Linked DNA regions of Homo sapiens: region 1 is linked to region 2. A link is a contact called in ENCODE Hi-C data. All regions are on one chromosome and are shown on one strand. The core of a region is the stretch at or near the end of the contact, and the rest is flanking DNA. Distances in the headings are between cores, read along the strand shown.

Evidence for each region. Hi-C counts contacts between places; a loop is a spot of excess contacts on that map. Pooled maps may share reads with other maps.
Region 1: a loop to region 2 is called in a pooled map, with 22 times the contacts of the local background. The contact joins the promoter of KIDINS220 here to the promoter of ADI1 in region 2. A Hi-C loop is called at or near these places in 5 of 50 pooled maps.

What each region holds. Positions count from the first base shown.
Region 1 is chr2:8,834,574-8,840,232 of GRCh38, reverse strand. It overlaps KIDINS220 (kinase D interacting substrate 220), which reads left to right and starts at 2,620. Exons shown (of 30, transcript NM_020738.4): 1 at 2,620-2,753. RefSeq lists silencers at 2,444-2,493, 2,504-2,563.
Region 2 is chr2:3,517,405-3,522,815 of GRCh38, reverse strand. ADI1 (acireductone dioxygenase 1) reads left to right here and starts at 3,285. Exons shown (of 4, transcript NM_018269.4): 1 at 3,285-3,448. The coding sequence starts at 3,329. It overlaps LOC124907725 (a long non-coding RNA gene), which reads right to left and starts at 3,270. Exons shown (of 2, transcript XR_007086195.1): 1 at 2,860-3,270. RefSeq lists enhancers at 2,577-3,097, 3,098-3,619 and silencers at 3,039-3,168, 3,239-3,558, 3,639-3,698, 4,179-4,378.

The DNA.
Region 1 (5,659 bases), core at 1,371-3,870, 5.3 Mb before region 2:
GGAGCTGCCAGAAGAATGGGATAGAAGCCCAGGAGAAGAAATATTTCCAGGAGGGGGCCGGGCGCGGTGGCTCACGCCTGTAATCCCAGCACTTTGGGAGGCTGAGGCGGGCGGATCATGAGGTCAGGAGATCGAGACCATCCTGGCTAACACGATGAAACCCCGTCTCTACTAAATATACAAAAAATTAACCGACCGCGGTGGCGGGCGCCTGTAGTCCCAGCTACTCGGGAGGCTGAGGCAGGAGAATGGCGTGAATCCGGGAGGTAGAGCTTGCAGTGAGTTGAGATCGCACCACTGCACTCCAGCCTGGGCAACAGAACGAGACTCTGTCTCCAAAAAAAAAAAAAAGAAATATTTCCAGGAGGGAGTGCTAAACTGTGCTACCAAGAGAGGGAGGGAAGAGGATGAGGGAGGACAGAAGGAGGACTAGGGGAAGTGGTGGGAGGATTGGAGAGGCTTGGGTGGCTGGAGGAAGACGGGAGGACAGAGGGGGGGATGGGAGGAAGAGGGGTGTGGGGAGAGTTGGGGGAGGATGTGGGGGCAGAGGGTGGAGGAAGCAGTGAGAGGATAAGAGGAGGATGGAGGGGATTGAGGGAAACAGCTGGAGGCTGAGGAAAGATGGGGTTGGGGGGTGGTGGGAAGGGTAGTGGATGCTGGGGGAGGCAGCCTTCTATTTCCATAGGACAAATTTGATACTCTTCTAATCCCTTCAGTGGCCTTCTATTTCCCTAGAACAAATTCCCAAATGGTACTTAACACTCAAGGCCCTTCAGAGGCTGACCCCTGCTCCATCTACTGCCCCCTCCCATGCTGCCACCCCAGCCCCAAGGCTGGCAAATATTGACAGTTCCTGGAACTTTGGGCCACCCTCCTTCTCATCTCTATTCTTTTCCAAAGTGTTGTTCCCCGACCTGGACATTCTTCCTAGCCCCATCCAACTGATGTGATGGACAAACTATACTTCAGATACAGCTGGAGGTGCGGGGGGGGGGGGTCCCTTCTTTTGTGAACCTTCCTAGTGGACCCCAAGCAGAGTTGGTAACTCCATCCTCTGTGCTTACCTCCTTACTGCACTGTGCCTAGGACATGGTCAGGACTCAGAAAGGCTGTGCTAAATAACGCACATTTAACCTGTTTCCTTGTCTTCTCCCCTACTCTAAGGTTGGCTTCATCCTTATATCCTACTGATATGGTTTGGCTCTGTGACCCCACCCAAATCTCATCTCGAATTGTATTCCCCATAATCCCCACGTGTCAAGGGAGGGACTTGGTCGGGGGTGATTGGATCACGTCAGCGGTTTCCCCCGTGCTGTTCTCGTGATAGTGAGTGAATTCTCACGAGATCTGTTGGATGTAAAAGGGGCTTTTGACCCTTTTGCTGGGCACCTCTCTTCCTGCAGCCATGTGACGAAGGACGTGTTTGCTTCCCTTTCCGCCATGATTTTAAGTTTCCTGAGGCTTCTCCAGCCATGCAGAACTGTGAGTCAATTAAACCTCTTTTCTTTATAAATTACCCTGTCTCAGGTGGTTCTTTATAGCAGTGTGAAAACGGGCTAATACACCTACCATACTTCTAACCCCCAACGCCTGACCCACCCTGCCCTGTTTACAACAGTGGCTGGCCTTAGCAAGTCATTATCGAAGAAATCACACCATTTAGGACTCCACTGTACACGTTGGGGTGTTCGCTCCTTGTTTCATGAGGGGCACACCAACTTCCGTTTTTGTTTGTTTGTTTGTTTGTTTGGAGATAGGATCTTGCCCTGTTGCCCTGGCTGAAGTGCAGTGGTGTGATCTCAGCTCACTGCAGCCTCGAACTCCTGGGCTCAAGTGATCCTCTCACCTCTGTCTCCTAAGTGGCTGGGACTACAGGTGTGCAACACCACGCCTGGCTAAGTTTTGTATTTTTGTATTTTTTTTTTTTTTTTTTTTTTTTGTAGAGAAGAGGTCTCTCCATGTTGCCCAGGCTGGTTTCAAACTCCTGAGCTCAAGTGATCCTCCGTCTTGGCCTCCCAAAATGCTGGGATTACAGGAGTGAGCCATTGTCCCCACCCCGCACCAACTTCTGATGAAGTCAGGCTCCTTATTGGCTTTTTCCTGAGTTGCCAGGTTGACACATTGGTGGGTGCTTTTCGATGGTTCGCAACCTACGCACGTCGTAATCATCCTTGGACCTTTTCAAAAATCAAGATTGACGCTTGTTGGCAGCAAGGCCTAGGAATGTGGAGGCTGAAGGAGGTGAGGGGAGGTGCTGGGAGACCTGGAAGGAGTGTGAACTACAGGCCCCGCGAAAGGCAGAGGTCTCGCTCCTGGATCCGGAAGAAGGCTGCTGAGCGGGCTTTCATTTCTTATGTATGTGCAGTTTCTTCTGAAGATATAATTGATGTTTATTTCTCTGAATAAGCTTGATTATAATGGAAAATAGGGATAATAAATTAACTGTAATAAGAGTGACATTGACACTGAAAAACCTTGCCTGGGGCGCTTGTCCTGGGTGTCCCCGCCCCGCGGCCCCTCCAGCCCCGCCTGCTCTACGCCCCGCCCCGCCCCTCCCCTCCACGCCCAGGGGGCGTGGCAACCCGGAGTCCCTCCCCTACCCAGGGCACGTGATCTGTCAGTTCGCGGAGAGGGAAGAATATGGCCGCCGGGTGTGGTGAGGGCGACGCGCTTGCAGTCGCCGTCTCTTGCTTCCCCGTCCTCTGACATCGCCTGCAGCCGAGCGGGCCCGTTCCGCCGGAGCTGAGGACCAGGTTGGGAGACCGTCAGTGTGGAGGCCGGTCCGCGAAGCTTTGCCGCGGGATTGGGGAGGAGTCGGGGGCGAGGCCGGGCTCGGGGAGTCGGGCGGGGAGGTGGGACAGCCGAGGAGTGCGCGGAAGGGGCGAGCTCGGACCGGGGGTCCCGGGGAGGGCATGGCGCGGGCCCCGGACGCTCGGGCCCCGGCTTTCGGGGCGAGTCCGCGTTTCCTGGAGCGCCGGGAAGGTCTCCGACCTTGGAGTCTCTGGTGGTCTGTCTCCTGAGGGGCCCCTCGGGTGGGTTGGGGTGAAGGGTGTTGGTAAAACCGTTTTTTTTCTTTTGCCAAGCAGCCTCTGGCACATCCACCACCTTGAGAGCCCCCTTAGCTGGTACCGCTAGTCTTTCTAGGTTCCTCCTCCTAGGCTTCCACGGGCCGGGAGGTGTTGTTTTCTCCCTTGCTTTTATCGTGGGCTCCATTGCTCCATTGTCCTGTGCAGGCTTTTAAACGCCTGGCAAAATAGTGCAAGCCATTGATTTCCACGCCTCCAAGATTTATTTATAGGGAAATAATTTCTTCATCACTTTGTAATGTTGGAATTTTTATTCTTTCAAGTTGACAGGTTTAAACCGATGAAAAATTTTTTTATGAATAACTATGCAGCCATCTCTGCTCCCTATGGGCGCTTGTTAAAAATGTAGATTTCTTAGCGTTTTAGAGATTCCCATTCCTTCGGCCTGAGGTGTGGCTCGGGAATCACCCCTTCAGGTTCGTTCCTGTCCACATTTTGACAACACTGAGGACCAGACATCTACACCTTTTTAAACCACCGTGGGGTATTGAGTGCAGAGCCCAGGTTGGGAAATGCCGTGGCCAGGTGTGTTCTTTGTTCTCTTCTAGCTTTACTAGCATGGACTACTTTCATCAGAATCATTTTGGGGTGCTTGTTAAAATGTCAGTTTCTGGGCACCACCCCAGATCTAGGGAATGGGATTCTCCCGGGGAGGAGCTCAAGGGATATGTGTATTTGACAAGCTTCCCAAATAATTTTGGTGCACACAAGTTTGAGAATCCTTGTTCTACACCCTTTGTGTGAATAATTTCCAGATCATTCACACACAGTGTGAACGGTATCTTTTTCCAAGTATTGGGTGGGTTTCTCCAACCTAGTTCTTTTGGGACACTTCAAATTCAGCCTGGCCAAAGCCCCATTCGCCCAGCTGGGGTGGTGGAAGGGAGGAGGCATAACTTAAGTAGAGAAAAGTCTGCTCTTTCTCCTGCTTTTTTTTTTTTGGTTAAGGGCAGCTCCATTCTTCAGTCACCTATGCTGGGCATCTGGTCATCTTCCACCTGTTTTCTTTTCCAACCAGTCACATAGTTTTATCTTTATATCCAGAATATCTCTTCTGGATATTTTGGTAGTTCAGAAAGTTCAAATGTCAGGGATTTTATATTTTTCAAGTTAATATCCCTCATTTCTTCTCTATTCCCACTGCCTCTCTTGTGTACTGTCTGGTGATTCCTTGACTGGTATCTAGGGCCCTGATTCTTTGTATTTTTCCAGTCTGGGTCACATACACTGCCAGATTAATTTTTATAGGATCATGTATGAATGTGCCATCCCCTTCTTCCTGCTTTTGCTCAAGAACGGTCAGTTTCTCCATTTTATGTGCTACTGTATTTGTCAGGGCTGTTTAGAAGACAGTAGAAACTTAAACCTTTTACTTCAAGGAAAAGGAGATAATAGGATTGAATGAGAGTCAGAAAGAAGTCAGGATCCCAGGTACCTCCATTTTCTACATCTCCCTGGGGCAACTTTTTTTTTTTTTTTTTTTTTTTGAGACAGGGTCTGGCTCTGTTGCCCAGGCTGGAGTGCAGGTGGTGTGATCTTGGCTCACTGCAGCCCTGACCTCCTCTTAGGGGCCACATTTGTTCTCTTACTTAGGAGGAGTCTCTTTTCTGTTCATATCTGTTGTATTCTCTCTTTGCTGATTGGCTGTCTCAGAACTGTATCATTTTATGTGTGACCCATATTGATTGGCCCAGTCTCTGGTTTCTAATTCCCAGTTCTAGAGAGAGAAGTCTGATTGGCCCAGCTTATCTTTTTCAACAGTTTCATGCCACAGATCATATGCCCATCCCTGGGAATGGCTGATGCTAGAGAACATGGCTGTTGAGGGTAGCAGGGGCTGTGGGTGGGCAAAGTCCTTCAGAAGAGGTATCTTTAGCATACCTATGCAGTTATTTAATTTGATGGTTATCTATTAAGTTTCTACCTGTTCTAGATCTGTAATAGGTTCTGGGGATGTAAGAATGAAGGAGAGAGACAGCCCTTAATAAATTAGTTCAAGGCTGGGCATGCAGGCTCACACCTGTAATCTCAGTGCTTTGGGAGGCTAAGGCAGGAGGATCACTTCAGGCTAGGAGTTCAAGAGCAGCCTCGGCAATATAGCAAGTCCTGTCTCTACAAAAATTAAAAATGTAAACAATGATCTGGGTGTGTTGGCATGCACCTGTAGTCCCAGCTATTCAGGGAGGGTGAGGCAGGAGGATCGCTTGAGTCCAGGAGTTTGAGTCTGCAGTGAGCTATGAATGTGCCACTGCACTCCATCCTGGGCAATAGAGCCAGACCCTGTCTCAATAAAAATAAATAACTAAATACATACATACATACATACATATACATACATAAGTTAGTTTATAGGTGACCCGCGAGGGGGGTTTTGAAGGGTGTGTTTTGGCTTGTTAAGAATGTTAAAGTTGGGTCAGGCATTACAGGTGGTTGGATCAGCTTGGGCATGTCCATTCATTCTACCGATACTGGGTTCTGTGGTGTACCAGGCACTTCTCTTAAGTGCTGGAGATTCAGCAGTAAACAAAACAGATAGTCTTTATTCTCATTGAGCTACATTTGTTTGGCTAGGG
Region 2 (5,411 bases), core at 2,036-4,535:
AGGGGAACCGGAAGCACTCTTCCAATTTCAAGATGAAGTTTATTCTACGATGGGATGAAACCCACATCATTACTTCTTGTACTCGATTTTAGCAGTTATGTGTACAGGCTGTTGGGCTGGGCTCCCCAAGCTCAAATACCAGCTTTGTCACTTCTGGTTGTGTGACCATAAGTTACTTCACCTGTTTGTGTCCTAGTTGTCTCATTTGTTTTTAAGTGATATGGGGTCTTGCTGTGTTGCCCAGACTGGTCTCAAACTCCTGGGCTCAAGCAGTCCTCCTGCCTCAGCCTCCCATGTCTCATCTTTAAAATGTGGATAATAAGTCATACCAACTTCACAGTGTAATCATGAGGAGTAAAAATAATAATATGCATCAAATCTTTAAAATGTTACCCAGCACACACTACTATTATTATTGTCACAATTACTATTTTCTTTTTAATAAAAATATTTTTTGTAGAGATGGGGTCTTGCTGTATTGCCCAGGCTGATCTGGAACTCCTGGCCTCAAGTGATCCTCCCACCTTGGCCTCCCAAAGTGTTGGGATTACAGGCATGAGCCACAGCACCCAGCCTAGTACTACTATTTTCTAGTAAATGAGAAGCATTAGATATGAGATAGGAGTGCAGTTACAGTAAGACAGTAAAGACTATTTGGAGTGTTCCTCATCCTATCCCTTCATTCAACAAACTTTTAAAAAAATTGTCTACTATGTACCAAGCACTGAAGGACTAATAAGACACATTCTCTGACCTCAAGGTATATGCGGCACTCAGCAATACAGACAAATCCATTCATTCAGCAAGTACCAAACAACACATGGAGTGGTCAGTCCTTTGGTGAAAAGACATCAAGTCAACATGTCCTTACAAACTCTAAGCTAGCACCATGGCAGTGTTTCACACGGAGAGCCCATCTAGTTGTCTAGGGAGTGGTCAGAGAAGGCTTCTCTACGAAAGGGATAGTTAAGCTGAAATTAGAATTTTGTATAGGAGAAAAGTACTTGGAGGAAGGAAGAGCATTTTCAGTGGAAAAACTGCATGGGTGAAGGGCCCAAAGGAAGGAGGAGCATATGACTCAAATACACTGAAAGGCCAAAGTATCTGGAGGACAGAGAACAAGAAAGGAGGGCGATGGGCTGTGAGGTGGTCAGGCCGAGGCTATAGAAAGGAGGGTTGAAGCAGAAAAGGGGCTTGACTGGATTCCATGTTTTTTTGTTTGTTTGTTTTTTGAGACAGAGTCTTGCTCTGTCACCCAGGCTACAGTGCAGTGGTACAATCTCAACTCACTGCAACTTCAGACTCCCAGGCTCAAGCAATCCTCCTGTCTCAGCCTGCAGAGTAGCTGGGACTAGCGGTGCAAACCACCACGGCCAGCTAATTTTTGTACTTTTAGTAGAGACGGGGTTTCACCATGTTGCCTCGGCTGGTCAAGTGATCTACCCTCTTTGGGCTCCCGAAGTGCTGGAATTACAGGCGTGAGCCACAGTGCCTGGCATCTGGCTCCTATTTTTAAAAGGTCACTCTGGGTGCTGTGCATAGAATGGATTGCACTGGGGCAAAAATGGAAGCGGTGTGAGGAGGGGGAATTTCAGTAGTCAATTCCATCAGGCAAGAAAAGACTGCAGAAAGAGTTGGGCTGGAGAGAAGTGAATGGATTTGCGGTGTGTTTCGAAGGTCAAAGCAACATGACTTGCTGATAGATTGGATTGGATCTTGAGGGTGAGGAAAAGCAAAACTGAGAGTACACCTAGATTTTTTTATTAAGCCACTGGGCAGTCAGTGCTGCCGTTCACTGAGACGGGAAAGGTTAGGGAGAAGCATGTTTGGGGGTGTGTGTGGGGAATCAGTTGTTTTGGCCATGTTAGGTTTGACACACTGATTAGCCATGTATGTGACAACACCAACTGGATACTCAAGCCTGAGGTTCTGGAATGAGGTCCAGGTTGGAGATGTGGCTGCAGGAGCCGGCAGCACAGCATGGAAAGTCGCCTGGAGTGAGTGGATAGGAACAGGACGAGGAGAGTCTGGAACGCTCCACTAACCAGTGGTTAGAGGAGCAGGAGCTAGGAGGGGCCTGGGAAGGAGCAGCCAAGATGCCCTCATGAAGGAAAATGAGAAAATGTTTCAAGAAGGGCGTGGGCAACTGTGACGAATGTTGCTGGTAAGAACAGAAGTGCCATGATTGGATCTGGCAATATGGCAGTCATTAGCAGTTCCCCAGTGGTGAGAAGCGAAGCCTTATTGCAGTGGCTTAAGGAGAAAATGCGAGGTGCGAGATTGCCATTAGATTCTTGCATGAAGGTTTGTCATGAGTGCTGCAGAAAAATGGGCAATGGCGTCTAAGGTGTGTTCTTGAAGGATGAGTAGTAACTGGTCAAGTGAAGAGGTGGAGAGGTAGGCTCTCTAAGGAGGATGTATTTGCAAAGCCATTAGAGCAAGGGAACAGAAATGAAATAAGTGTGTATTTTTCTTGCAATATTTCTGGAAGTTCAAGAGTCAATTGCATGCATTGGGGTTGTGCTCTTACAGCAGTCTCATTTAAATCCTGTCTGCTTTATCGTTATTTGTTAAAGAGACTGAGGGAATGGCTGAGATAATCTGATCTTTTTCAACTCGTTGGTTTGAAAAGACATCTAGGATGGTCAAGCGGCTGGACTTTATTAGCTACATTGAAAAATTCAGAATGGGATAGGGGAAGCTTGTTTTTATTCTAAGACTAGCACATTACAGTGTATGGGGAAGGGAGAAACGATGAAAAGAGGAAACAAGAGGAAGTTTAAAAAGTACAGGGTAGCACTGCAGAATGCCGACACTGCAAAAGTCTGGCGAGCGGGGAGGTGGAGGACAATGTCTCACCTGGGATCCGAGCTGTGAAGTCTCAACTGTGCCCATATGGACTGCATGAGCTTAACAAAATCCTTATTCTTTTTTTTTTTTTTTTGCATTTGCTTTCCATACTCTAAACACGTTTAACGTCGTTTGCCTCACAAGATTGCTCTGAAGGTGCAGGGAGACCGCGGCAGCACACACAAGGCACGTGCGATGCCTACGGTGAGCTTCACCTGCCCGGCGCGTCTGGCGAACGGCTGGCCCCGGGCCGCGGGCCTCAGGCAGGTCCGAGGGTGCCCAGGACAGGGTCGGGGCTTGAATGCCTTTGCTTCCGAAAACAGCGGAGCCGTGGGGCCTCCCCCGCGCCGGCCCTGCCTCCAACCAGCCGCCCAATCCCGGCTCCCATGCGCGTCCACGCCTCCCTATAAGATAAAGCGCGGCCGACGGGCTCCGAGCGCGGCCCCTGGGTTCGAACACGGCACCCGCACTGCGCGTCATGGTGCAGGCCTGGTATATGGACGACGCCCCGGGCGACCCGCGGCAACCCCACCGCCCCGACCCCGGCCGCCCAGTGGGCCTGGAGCAGCTGCGGCGGCTCGGGGTGCTCTACTGGAAGGTACGCGAGCCCAAGCCTCGCAGAGCGTGCGGGCGACGCCGACCCCCAAACGCCGCGCACAGCCCAGCCTCCTCCAGGTGCCGGGCAGCGGCCTGGGAGCCGCGGCATGCTGCGCATGCTCAGCAGCGGGATTTGGGGGTTCGTGGCGGCTCCCGGTGCCTGGGGTGGGCTGCGCATGCTCAGCAGTGGGGCTGGGTGGTCAGGGCCTCCTGCGCGGCGCCTGGGTGTGCTGCGCATGCTCAGCAGCGGCGTTGAGGGGTCGGCGGTCAGCCCCCAGCGCCTGTGGTGTGCTGCGCATGCTCAGCAGCGAAGTTTACGGGGTTGGCGGTCGGCTTCCGGCGCCTGGGGTGGGCTGCGCATGCTCAGCAGCGGGGCTGGTGGGGGTCGGCGGTCCGTTTCTGTTGCCTGGGGTGTGCTGCGCATGCTCAGCAGCAGAGTTGGCGAGTCAGGGGCCTCGCAGCCGGGACTCGCTGCGCACGCGCAGCTCCGGGATTGGCAGCGACCTGAAGGGTCGGCCGGCAGGGCTGCAAGATTCGCCGGAGGCGGGCTGCGAGTTCGTGGGCTCGTTGGGCTTGTCCGACGCCCTGCCTGCCTGGCTAACCTCGGTCAAAGGCCCAGGGGTTTCTTCTATCGGAGGAAGGGGGACTCCGCTTGAAAGTGTCCTGGGGGAGGGACCGGGCGCCAGCAGATCGAGGCGGGGTCCTGCCGCGGTCTGTCGGGGATCCCCGGGGGGTAGCGCTCGGTGGTGGGGTGGGGGCGTCTCCAGTGGGCGGTGGAGCTGGCTTGGGTCCCGGCTGGGCCCGGTGTCAGCCCTGCCTCTGTAACGCTAGCTTTGCAAGGCGGGGCTAGGCTTTGCACCGGTGTCCCGTTGCTTGCACAGCACCAGTCCAGATCCGCTCACCTTGTTTATTTGCAAATGGTTTTGCAGTAACAAAGGTTTACTGCAAAAGAGAGGGCCAGGGTAGGCCTCAGGGATAGGCTGAGGGGTGACTGGATCTAATCTTCATTCATGTGATTTAAATGAAATACACAGGGTTACCTGGACACCACACTTTTTCCCTTGGGAAAGGATTATAGAATATTCCAGCATAATCTATTTGGATATCATCTTGTTCTATCCTAAATAACAGAAGAGGGAAGTGACAATTGGCATACCAGTGCGAAACAGGGCATGCATGTTAATGTTTACATAGTATTTGTCTTTTCCTAGGATAAGGTTTAACACTTACCTTGCTGGAGGGTACTTCTTCAAAGCAATCAAGTGGTTTATAGTTTTCCATTAATGAGAGGAGAATAAATTTTGACTTATTATGTTTATCCACAATCCAAACAACCAGAGGGTTCAAATTAATACACTTGGGGAGTTTCATTGTGCATTTGACGGTTTTAAGAACAAGAACAAGAGTGAGATTACAGGTCAGCTTCTTAATGTATTCAAAGAATAAAATAAGATTTATTTTAATAGACATCTTTTAGATTATTACATGGGCTCAAACATAGTTTTTCCTACCGTCTAGTTCTGCTCTGAGTCAGGGCTATCAAAATTAAATCATGTTTACTCTGTGGTTTTAATGTCCTGTGTGTTTTTATATTCTTCCTTTCTTTTTTTTTTTTGCTCTTTTTGCCCAGGCTGGAGTGCAGTGGCATGATCTCGGCTCACCGCAACCTCATCTTCCCGAGTTCAAGCCATTCTCATGTGTCAGCCTCCCGAGTAGCTGGGATTACAAGGTGCACAGCACCATGCCGGGCTAATTTTGTATTTTTAGTAGAGACAGGGTTTCTCCATGTTGGTCAGGCTGATCTTGAACTGCTGACCTCAGGTGATCCACCCACTTCGGCCTCCCAAAGTGCTGGCATTATAGACACGAACCACCGCACCCGGCCTATATGCTTTCTTAATATCCATTCTGGATCAGTGCTGTTGGAAGACAAAATTACAACAAATTTAGTTAAAGATCTAATT